2 separate regions of the Homo sapiens genome follow, and region 1 is linked to region 2. Evidence: read pairs that join two places in POLR2A ChIA-PET (ENCODE). Cell type or tissue: GM12878. All regions are shown on one strand. Links, peaks and the distances in the headings refer to the core of each region. The heading gives the core; the rest is flanking DNA.

Region 1 (4,401 bases), core at 189-4,188, 310 kb before region 2:
CGTAATATATCTGAGAATGTTTTGTCTTGATTAGCTTTTGATTTTAGCATATAAATTGTGCCAAAATAACATAAAATGTATGAAATGTTTCATATAAGCATAACTTGTTTTTTGAAATAAACATGCAAAACTGAGTTTATTTGGCCTATAGCTCTTTAAATATAAACTGAATATATACCTGGGGAATAACAAAGTAATCAAAACAATAGATGAGGTTGCTTCCTATATTCAAAACTATTTTTTTGCTTTTTTGCAAGTATTTAATTTAAAAAATGGCAAATCAGAAGTAAATTATTAATTTATTAGTGATTTTTTAGAGTAATACTACCAGTATATTTTTTTTGCCTGATTATTTATACTTTAAAAAATAATAAAGTAGTTTTTTTAATTTTGAAAGAGCTCTATTAAACAGTAATATATATTTATGCATATTAATACTTAACTCACTTGTTAACAAACCATTTCTAACATTTTCTTATACTTGTATTGAATTTCATATACAAAAGACTTTTATTTTTATGTAGCCAAATTTTCCTGTGTATGTGACTTTTATATTGTTTTTATACTAACAGTTTTTCCCGAACCTGATTGGGAGATTTTACTAATTCTTTCTGTAGCTTTCTAAAAGTTTTTCCTTTTATTTTACATTAAACTTTTAATCTATCTGTAATTTATTTTCATCAAAAGGTAAGAATCCAACCAGATTTTTTTCCTCAGGTACCTAGTCAATTGTATTCATTATATTTATATTATGGTCTATTTCATAGCTCTTTGTTCTGCTCCATTATCTATTTCTTATAGTAGTGCCATACTGTTTTAATATTTATTGCTTTATTATCCAGTTTCTGACAGGAGGATTTCTTCTTCATTGTGGCTCTTTTTTCCTCCAGAATGCCTTAGCTCCTTGTATTTGTTGATGCTTTTAAGTCAACATTGGAATCCTTTTCCTCCCCAAGCTCCCCTTCCCCAAAAGCCTTGTTAGGGTTTAATTAGAATTATGTTAAAAGTATTGGTTAATTTAGGAAAAATTTACATCTGTGTTGTATTGAATCTCTTATCAAATAACATGGCATGTTTCTCTGTTCACACCTGCTTTTAAAACTTAAAGGCAGAAATAATTGCTTTATTTTATCAATTATTTTTTCAACTATTGGGATGGATACAAGGTTTTTCTCATTGGACATACTAATATATTACAAAATACTTTGAAATATTATACCTTCTTTTCAATTCTGAGGAAAACTACTGATTATTAATGGTGTGGGATTATCTTAATTTGCTTTTGAATTAAGATTGCTTTCATTTTGTTTTCATGTTTCTGTGTTAATAAATGAATAGCTGTACATTTATTGAAATTATTTGACATCTTTAATTTTTATCGGTCATTCTACTTTCGTAAAGTGAATTAGGCAGCCATATTATTCTTATTCTGGATGAGTTAATATAGGAATTATCTATTCCTTTATGGCATTATTAGACTCACTATAATATAACTCACTAGTGCATCTTTTAAAGGAAATTTTGTAATGTTTAAAATTTATTGTCATTGGTTTCTGATGTCAACTTTTATAATTATAGAAACTAAAGTATCTTGAAGATTACAAAAAAATTAACATCAAACTATTAGGAAAGTCCATCTGCCATGGGCCCTGTGAGTCCTTGCATGTTCTTTCTTGGTCTGACCAGCAAAAAATGCAAGGTCCTGACCACTCTTTACCTGGGCCATTTCTCAGGGTTGTGTTTGCAGTGAGCAACCTTGAGGAATGAGGTAATGTTTGCCTTTGGGATTGGGGACAGGGAGCAAGTGTGTTTTATTGCTTACTATAAAACAGTGCTTCCCCAAGCCCAGTGTTCCTTAACGGAAACATATGCCAACTCTGTAGGATCCATCTAAGTCCATATTTTGTCACCCCCTGTGGGACTTTGGGGGCAAGCATAGTAACGCTTATACTGCTTGCTCTATGTCATGAGCAGTAAAGTCATTTGTCTTTGACCCAGGAGTCTGTCTTATGTCTTCTATCAGAATCCATAAAAGAATAAAAGGCTAACTTATTAGTTTGTAAGTCAGGTAAAATCATACCTTAGACTTTTACAGTTCTTGGTAGTTTTGGAGACTGTCATGGGTGGGATGTTGACTGACACACAGCTTCTGGAAGAGGAAGTTCGTAAGGGCCCATGGGTCGAGAAGAAAAAGGTCAATACTTACATTTCTTCCCACTGCTCACCTCTTTCTCCCTGTACTCCTGGTGGGTGATGGTAGTCTCCTGATAACTGTGTTGTAGTCTGACACATGTTCCTTGATCTGGGCTCCTAAGGAAAAGGCACTCAAACTTGACTGATTTAATGGTTTATTGTTTTGGCTCTGATTATATAACTGGTATTGGTATTTTACATGCTTATACTGTGAATGCTGTCAATGTTTGTGAAGCCCAGAGGGAAACTGTCATTCAGAGACTACCACACATGGACACCCCCAGGTGGTCCAGCAGAAACAACAAAGAATCAATCCCAGGAGGAGAAAGGACAATCACAACTTTGTATAGACTTCATAGCTGCTGGACTACCCCGAGAGACTGTTTCTAAGTACAATAGTGCCACCTGCCTGACTCAGCCACTTAGTACACCCCTTTTTAAAATAGCAGTTCTTAAGCTCTTGTTGAAACTGAATGCCTGACCCATGGAGGCCTTGTGACTCTACCACATGACATTTACATTTTCACGTAGTTCAACTAGGAGTCAGTGTCTCGCAAGGTAAAAGGGACCCAATAAGCCTCCCTGCTCAAATGGAAATTATATATTCAAAAGCCCAGCTTCTGGGCCCTAGCATGGTATCAGGTATATGTGAAAAAGTGGCAGCTACTCTTTTGGGAGTGAACTAAATAACCCATTTCACTACCTGAAGTAAGGTCACTGGCTCAAAAGGGCCCTCAGTTCACAGTGGTTTCCCTAAATGCCTGGGCCAGGCTGCTGGGACGTTTAGCTAAGTTAACAGCTGGTGGGCTCTTCGGGCTGCCTCTGCTACCATTTCACCAGGCATAAGCCTTGTAAAACCAAAAGCTGAAGTGGTCACTCTACTCAGTGGGCAGAACTCAAGGCCGTCATCCTCTCCCTGAACAAAATCTGACCCCTTGGTTAAATATAATACATTCATACTGACTCTTGTGCTGTTGCCAATGGCCTACCTGTCTGGTCTGCCACTTGGAAGACTACAGATGGGCAGCTTAAAAATACCACTCCTTGGGGCTTGCACACTGTGAAAGTAATTTGCACTTGCCCATCTGACAGTCTGGTTTACTCCTTTAGATGTACATATTATAGACCCATTCCCTGATAAGTGTGAATAGAGACAAACTGACTATGCCAAGACCGTGTGAGGCCCTGACTGCTCTTTACCATGGCCTTTTCTCGGGGTGTTTTCAGTGAGTGACTTTGAGGGATAAGTGAGTGTTTCTCCCTGGGACAAAGGGCAACTTACTTACTGCTTGTTATTAAATGATGGGTTTCCCACATTCAGTGTTCTTTAGATGTGATCCATACCCACTGCCTGTGTAGAATTCTTGTGGGTCCATCATACTTCTCCCTGTGGAATGTGGGCCCATGGGGAACCCATGTAAACATACTAATGTTCATGTTGCTTGCTGTGCCACAAGTAATCAAGCTCTTTGACTCAGAAATCTCTGTCTTTTGCCAGAATCCATGAAACAATGAAAAGCTAACTTATTAGCTTGTAAGTAGGGTAAAACAATTCTACAGCCTGACAGAAACATTCCCCCCCCCCCCCCCCGCTATGTAGGGCAAAGTTAATAATTTTTTTTTTCCTTTTGTGAACTTCAGGCATATACTCTTGGGTTTGTGATATCTTATCAATATTGGTCAATGGTTTTTTTTTCTTATTTAAGCATATAATTTATGTTTTTACATAGGTTATGTATAGTAATATAAATATTTTAATTTTTTCCTCTCTGTAGATATGTTTCTCCTTCCTAGATTTTCTTTAGTTTTCATTTTCTTTCAGTTTTTCCAGATTAGGTTTTTATCTTTTTTTAAAGAAATGACTGATAAATTTTTTCTGCTTTTTTATTCTAATAGGTTTTGCATTTATGTATTTTCTTCTGTCTGTGGTTGAGCTAAACACTTGGTTTTTTGTGTTTTTTTTGTTTTTTTTTTCAATTATAACATATTTAGGTCATCAATGTTGCCTTTCTTTACTATGTGATATTCTCATTGTCCCAATTTCGTAAAATTCTTCTTAACAGTAGTTTTATTTACATGTTGGAAAGTAGAGTGACCACTGGGAGAAAGTTATACTCATTTAGGATGGTAATGATTGCTGTCACTTTCCCCCAGATATATAACTCATATTTTATTTTGTTTTATTTATTTATTTTTTTGAGACAAGGT
Region 2 (4,401 bases), core at 158-4,157:
CCCCTCATTTTTCAACTTTTGTATGTTCTTATAATTATGCCATGTCTCTTGAGTAGAGTTTTTGTTTTCTGTTTTTTTAATTTTGAGATGGAGTCTCACTCTGCCACCCAGGCTAGAGTGCAATGGTGCGATCTTGGCTCACTGCAACCTCCGGGCCCCTGGGTCTAAGTGATTCTCCAGTCTTGGCTTCCCAAGTAGCTAGGATTATAGGTGGCCACCACCACGCTTGGCTAATTTTTATATTTTTAGTAGAGACAAGTTTCACCATGTTGTCCGGGCTGGTCCCAAACTCCTGACCTCAAGTGATCCACCACCTCAGCCTCTCAAAGTTCTGGGATTACAGGCGTGGGCCACCATGCCCAGCCTTGAATAGAGTTTTTTCATCAAAAAAATATGTTTCCTATGAGTTCAGAGAGCTAATAAAAATCTGAGTTTAATAAAAATCTGAATAATAAAAATCTGAGTTTAAGAAAAAGCATAAAGAAAAGTATGACAAACCAAAACCTAACTACATTGAGTTTATATAGTAAATTACAACAATAGGATGATAGTTTTTCTGGGAGCACAGCTGTATCTTATTAAAAAACACACCAGCTGGGCACGGTAGCTCACACCTATAATCCCAGCACTTTGGGAGGCTGAGGCAGGCAGATGGCTTGAGAACAAGAGTTTGAGACAGGCTGGGCAAAATGGTGAAACCCAGTTTCTATTAAAAAAAAATACAAAAATTAGCTGGGCATGATGGCATGCAGCTGTAGTCCTAGCTACTCAGGAGGCTGAGGTGGGAGGATCACCTGAGCCCAGGAGGCAGAGGTTGCAGTGAGCCAAGATCACGTGACTGCACTCCAGCCTGGATGACAGAGCAAGATCCTGTCTCAAAAACAAAAACAAAAACAAAAACAAAACAAAACAAAACAAAACACCACCCTCGGTTGTTAACTACACACTCTCAACCATTCAAATCAAGGTAAAAATATATAAGTAAAGAACTCTGAGGAAAGTTCAAAAAGTCCCAGTACAAAAGTTTAGCAGTGACTCATAAGGAAATCCATGCCAGATGTGGTGGCTCATGCATACAATCTCAACACTCTAGGAGGCCAAGGCAGGAGGACTGCTTGAGCCCACGAGTTTCAGACCAGCCTGGACAACATAGTGAGACCCCATCTCTACAAAAATATAAAAAATAAAAGTTGTAAAAAGTAGTTGGATATAGTGGCACACACCTATAATCCCAGCTATTCAGGAGGCTGAGGCTGCAGTAAGCCATAATCACCATAATCACACCAATGCACTCCAGCCTGGGTGACAGAGCAAGGCTCTGTCTCAAAAAAGCAAAAAAAAAAAAAAAGAAAAGAAAAGGAGAGAAAATCCATTAAGCCTTCACTAAGAACCTATTTATTCTGGTCATCTCACTTCTTACAGTCCTAACAGATGAGCAGCTGCACGACAGTTGATTCTACAGACAGACATGAGTAAGAAATAAGAAGCAACAGTATAAATGAAGAGCAGCTGGGGTCTGACCAATACTGAAGAGGCAATGAACTGCAGCATCTCCCAAGGATATCAAGTGAACATATTGAAAACCCAAGTCATCAAGAAAATTAAACTGCATTCAGTAAAATCTGTTCAAAAAGTCAGAAGCTGGCCGGGCGCAGTGGCTCACGCCTGTAATCCCAGCACTTTGGGAGGCCGAGGCGGGCGGATCACGAGGTCAGGAGATGGAGACCATCCTGGCTAATATGGTGAAACCCCGTCTCTACTAAAAATACAAAAAATTAGCCGGGAGTGGTGGTGGGCGCGTGTAGTCCCAGCTACTCGGGAGGCTGAGGCAGGAGAATGGTATGAACCCGGGAGGCAGAGCTTTCAGTGAGCCAAGATCGTGCCACTGCACTCCAGCCTGGGCGACAGCGACAGAGCGAGACTCCGTCTCAAAAAAAAAAAAAAAAAAAAAAAGTCAGAAGCCAAATAATACACTGAGAAAAGCTGTTTGTCAGAAATATCTTGAGTTATCCTTGGTAGTAGCAGGCCTCACTAACCTTCAAACTTCTCTCATGTTAGATGCACATACATTTAAGTGTTATATATTTATTTTATCCATCTATTTCGCTCAGAATCCCACAAATATATTTAAATGTTTTATTTAAACATGAAATAATGTTTATTTTAAATGTTATTTTTAAAAAAAGAGCTATTACTAGAATTCACTAAGACAGACACTGAGTGATTTGGTTCCATGATACAAACCTACGGCAGCATGAAACTGAGATAAAGCATCAGCTAGCTGTCCAGCTGCAAGTAATTTCTTGCCCAATTCAAGATGTTTCTCAACATCTGCATTTACTCCACATTCAGCACCTAAAAATAAAATTAAAAACAATCAGTTAACTTTCCACGAACTAAGATTTAATTCTAAAAAATATAATATTAAAAATAGTTATCTGTCTCAGTCATCTACTCAGATGAGAAAAGTCACAGAAGCTGAAAAATGATGTAAAGAACGTAACATAAAATACAAACCCTATTTCATTATATGGAGCACAAGACAAAAAATGTACCCATCTTGACCTAATCAGTCAAAAGAATGTAACCAGTCCAGAAAATAAAGGGAAGTTGTGTAATGCAGAAGTAGTAAAAATATTTTGAATAATAAAATGAAAATTGTTTGAAGGTAGAATCTCACCTTTAATGAACATCATAGAGACTGTTACAATATTTAAGTATTTATTAAGCACCTATAATGCACTAGGCACTATTTTAGGTATCTGCAATAAGTGAGCAACATTAAAAAACTCCTGCCCCTCATACCGTCCTGGCGCCTGATGTTATCGTGGGAGGAGACAGACATGATAAATAAGTAAATTATATAGTATGTTGGGTGAAAAGTACTGTGGAAAAAGTCAAGCCATGTGAAGAGGTAAGGAGTTCAGGGGACTTAGAGTAGCAAATAAGCGCGTAAAGGGCAGGCCTTCTTGAGAAACTGACATCTGAGCAAGACTTGAAAAAAATGAGGAACTCACCATGCAGACAGCTAGGAAAATAGCTTCCAGGAAGAGGGACCAGCAAGGGTCCTAAGTCGGGAGCATGCAGATATGTTCCAGAAACAGGAGAAAGGCCTGGATGGCTGCAGCAGAGCCAAGAGGAAGATAGTAGTATGAGGTCAAAGAAGTAGAGGACCTGTCTACAGCTTTGAATATTTACTTGTCTTAAAACAGGGAACTACTGTGGAATCAATAACATGATCTGATGGACTAGGCCAATTATCAATATGTTGCCTCTCCGCTCTGAATTCATCCTTCGGTACCTGCACTGCAATAAAGGCCTGGAGTTTGCAGGCATTTCCTCTTTACAGTGAGTACAATGTTATGCTTTGTCAGTACAGGGCACTGAAGCAACACTGCAGAAAGGACACTTCCTAGTTCTGCTTGGTGCATTTTACTGTCTTCTGGCTCCTGCTGCATGGTCTGTCATGGGGTGGACTTCCTGCTGCATGGTATGGATGAGGAGGACATCCAGGGGTACTTAGCCACAGCTTATGCCCAGGGGTCCAGTTCCTCAGTGATCTGGCAACCTCAGCCCACACACTCCAGATTTCACACCCACAGAAGCACCTGGACTCCCTTCGTAGACAGGCTAACCAGCCTTCGCTCACCTATACATGAAAGGATTGTTTCCTGCTTGCCCAATTACTATGGACCAGCCACACAGCAATCTTCTCCACCAGCAAACCTGGGCTACAGCTATACCTTCTCCAATAAGCTCTAAACCCCAGCCTGGTAGAGGGGACCCCTCTTGCAAGTTGGTCCTTCCTTGAGGCTCTTAGTCCTAGAATATCCGTTAGAGTTCTCTTTACATCTTTAGTTACTCTCCTATCACAACTTAACAGTTCTTAGATTAAACTTCCCCTTTCTAAGTAACTACATGATTTCGGTCTCTCCTCAACGGACCATGAGTGACACACAATTGGTATTGGGAGCAGTCCTAGGAGACAGGCCCACAGAGATGCAATTCGAGGACTGGTTTGGTCATGGCCTTGGGCTTCAGTGCAGTGCTAAGTTCCTCGCCAATGGGAGATGAAATGCTAGTAATCCACAGTAGGTATTGGAGTCACAATTAACTAAGCTATCACTTTGGTTGACTGTAATGAAGTACTGAGGGACATGTCTTAGAAGCCCAAGTGGCTGCTGCAACTGACCATAATGGCAGAAATTATGAAAATAAGGACTTTGATGTGGGGTGGGTTCTTTTGAGAGCACTAGAGCAGGGTCCCCAAGCCCCCAGCCACGGACCAGTACCAGTCCATGGCCTGTTAGGAACTGGGCCACACAGCAGGAAGTGATCGGCAAGCCAGAGAGCATTACCACCTGAGCTCTGCTTCCTGTCAGATCAGTGGAGGCATTAGAT

What was found. ChIA-PET counts read pairs that join two places held together with the same protein. Peaks named below come from ENCODE experiments on the same cell type or tissue, not always from the same donor. Only the 100,000 strongest peaks of a DNase experiment are listed, where the experiment ranks them.
Region 1: POLR2A ChIA-PET joins it to region 2 with 6 read pairs; 1 of 35 experiments calls an interaction of 5 or more read pairs at or near these places.

What each region holds. Positions count from the first base shown.
Region 1 is chr13:96,018,506-96,022,906 of GRCh38, reverse strand. The region is part of intron 4 of UGGT2 (UDP-glucose glycoprotein glucosyltransferase 2); the gene reads left to right. Among named protein-coding and RNA genes, the nearest start is that of UGGT2, 33 kb to the left of the region's middle. In GM12878, for the core only: a CTCF peak has its summit at 2,604; a DNase peak (open chromatin) is centred at 2,586.
Region 2 is chr13:95,707,181-95,711,581 of GRCh38, reverse strand. It overlaps DNAJC3 (DnaJ heat shock protein family (Hsp40) member C3), which reads right to left. Exons shown (of 12, transcript NM_006260.5): 2 at 2,245-2,355. Among named protein-coding and RNA genes, the nearest start is that of DNAJC3, 32 kb to the right of the region's middle. RefSeq lists an enhancer at 4,157-4,401. In GM12878, for the core only: no CTCF peak of the experiment used is centred there; no DNase peak of the experiment used is centred there; H3K27ac peaks cover 691 bases.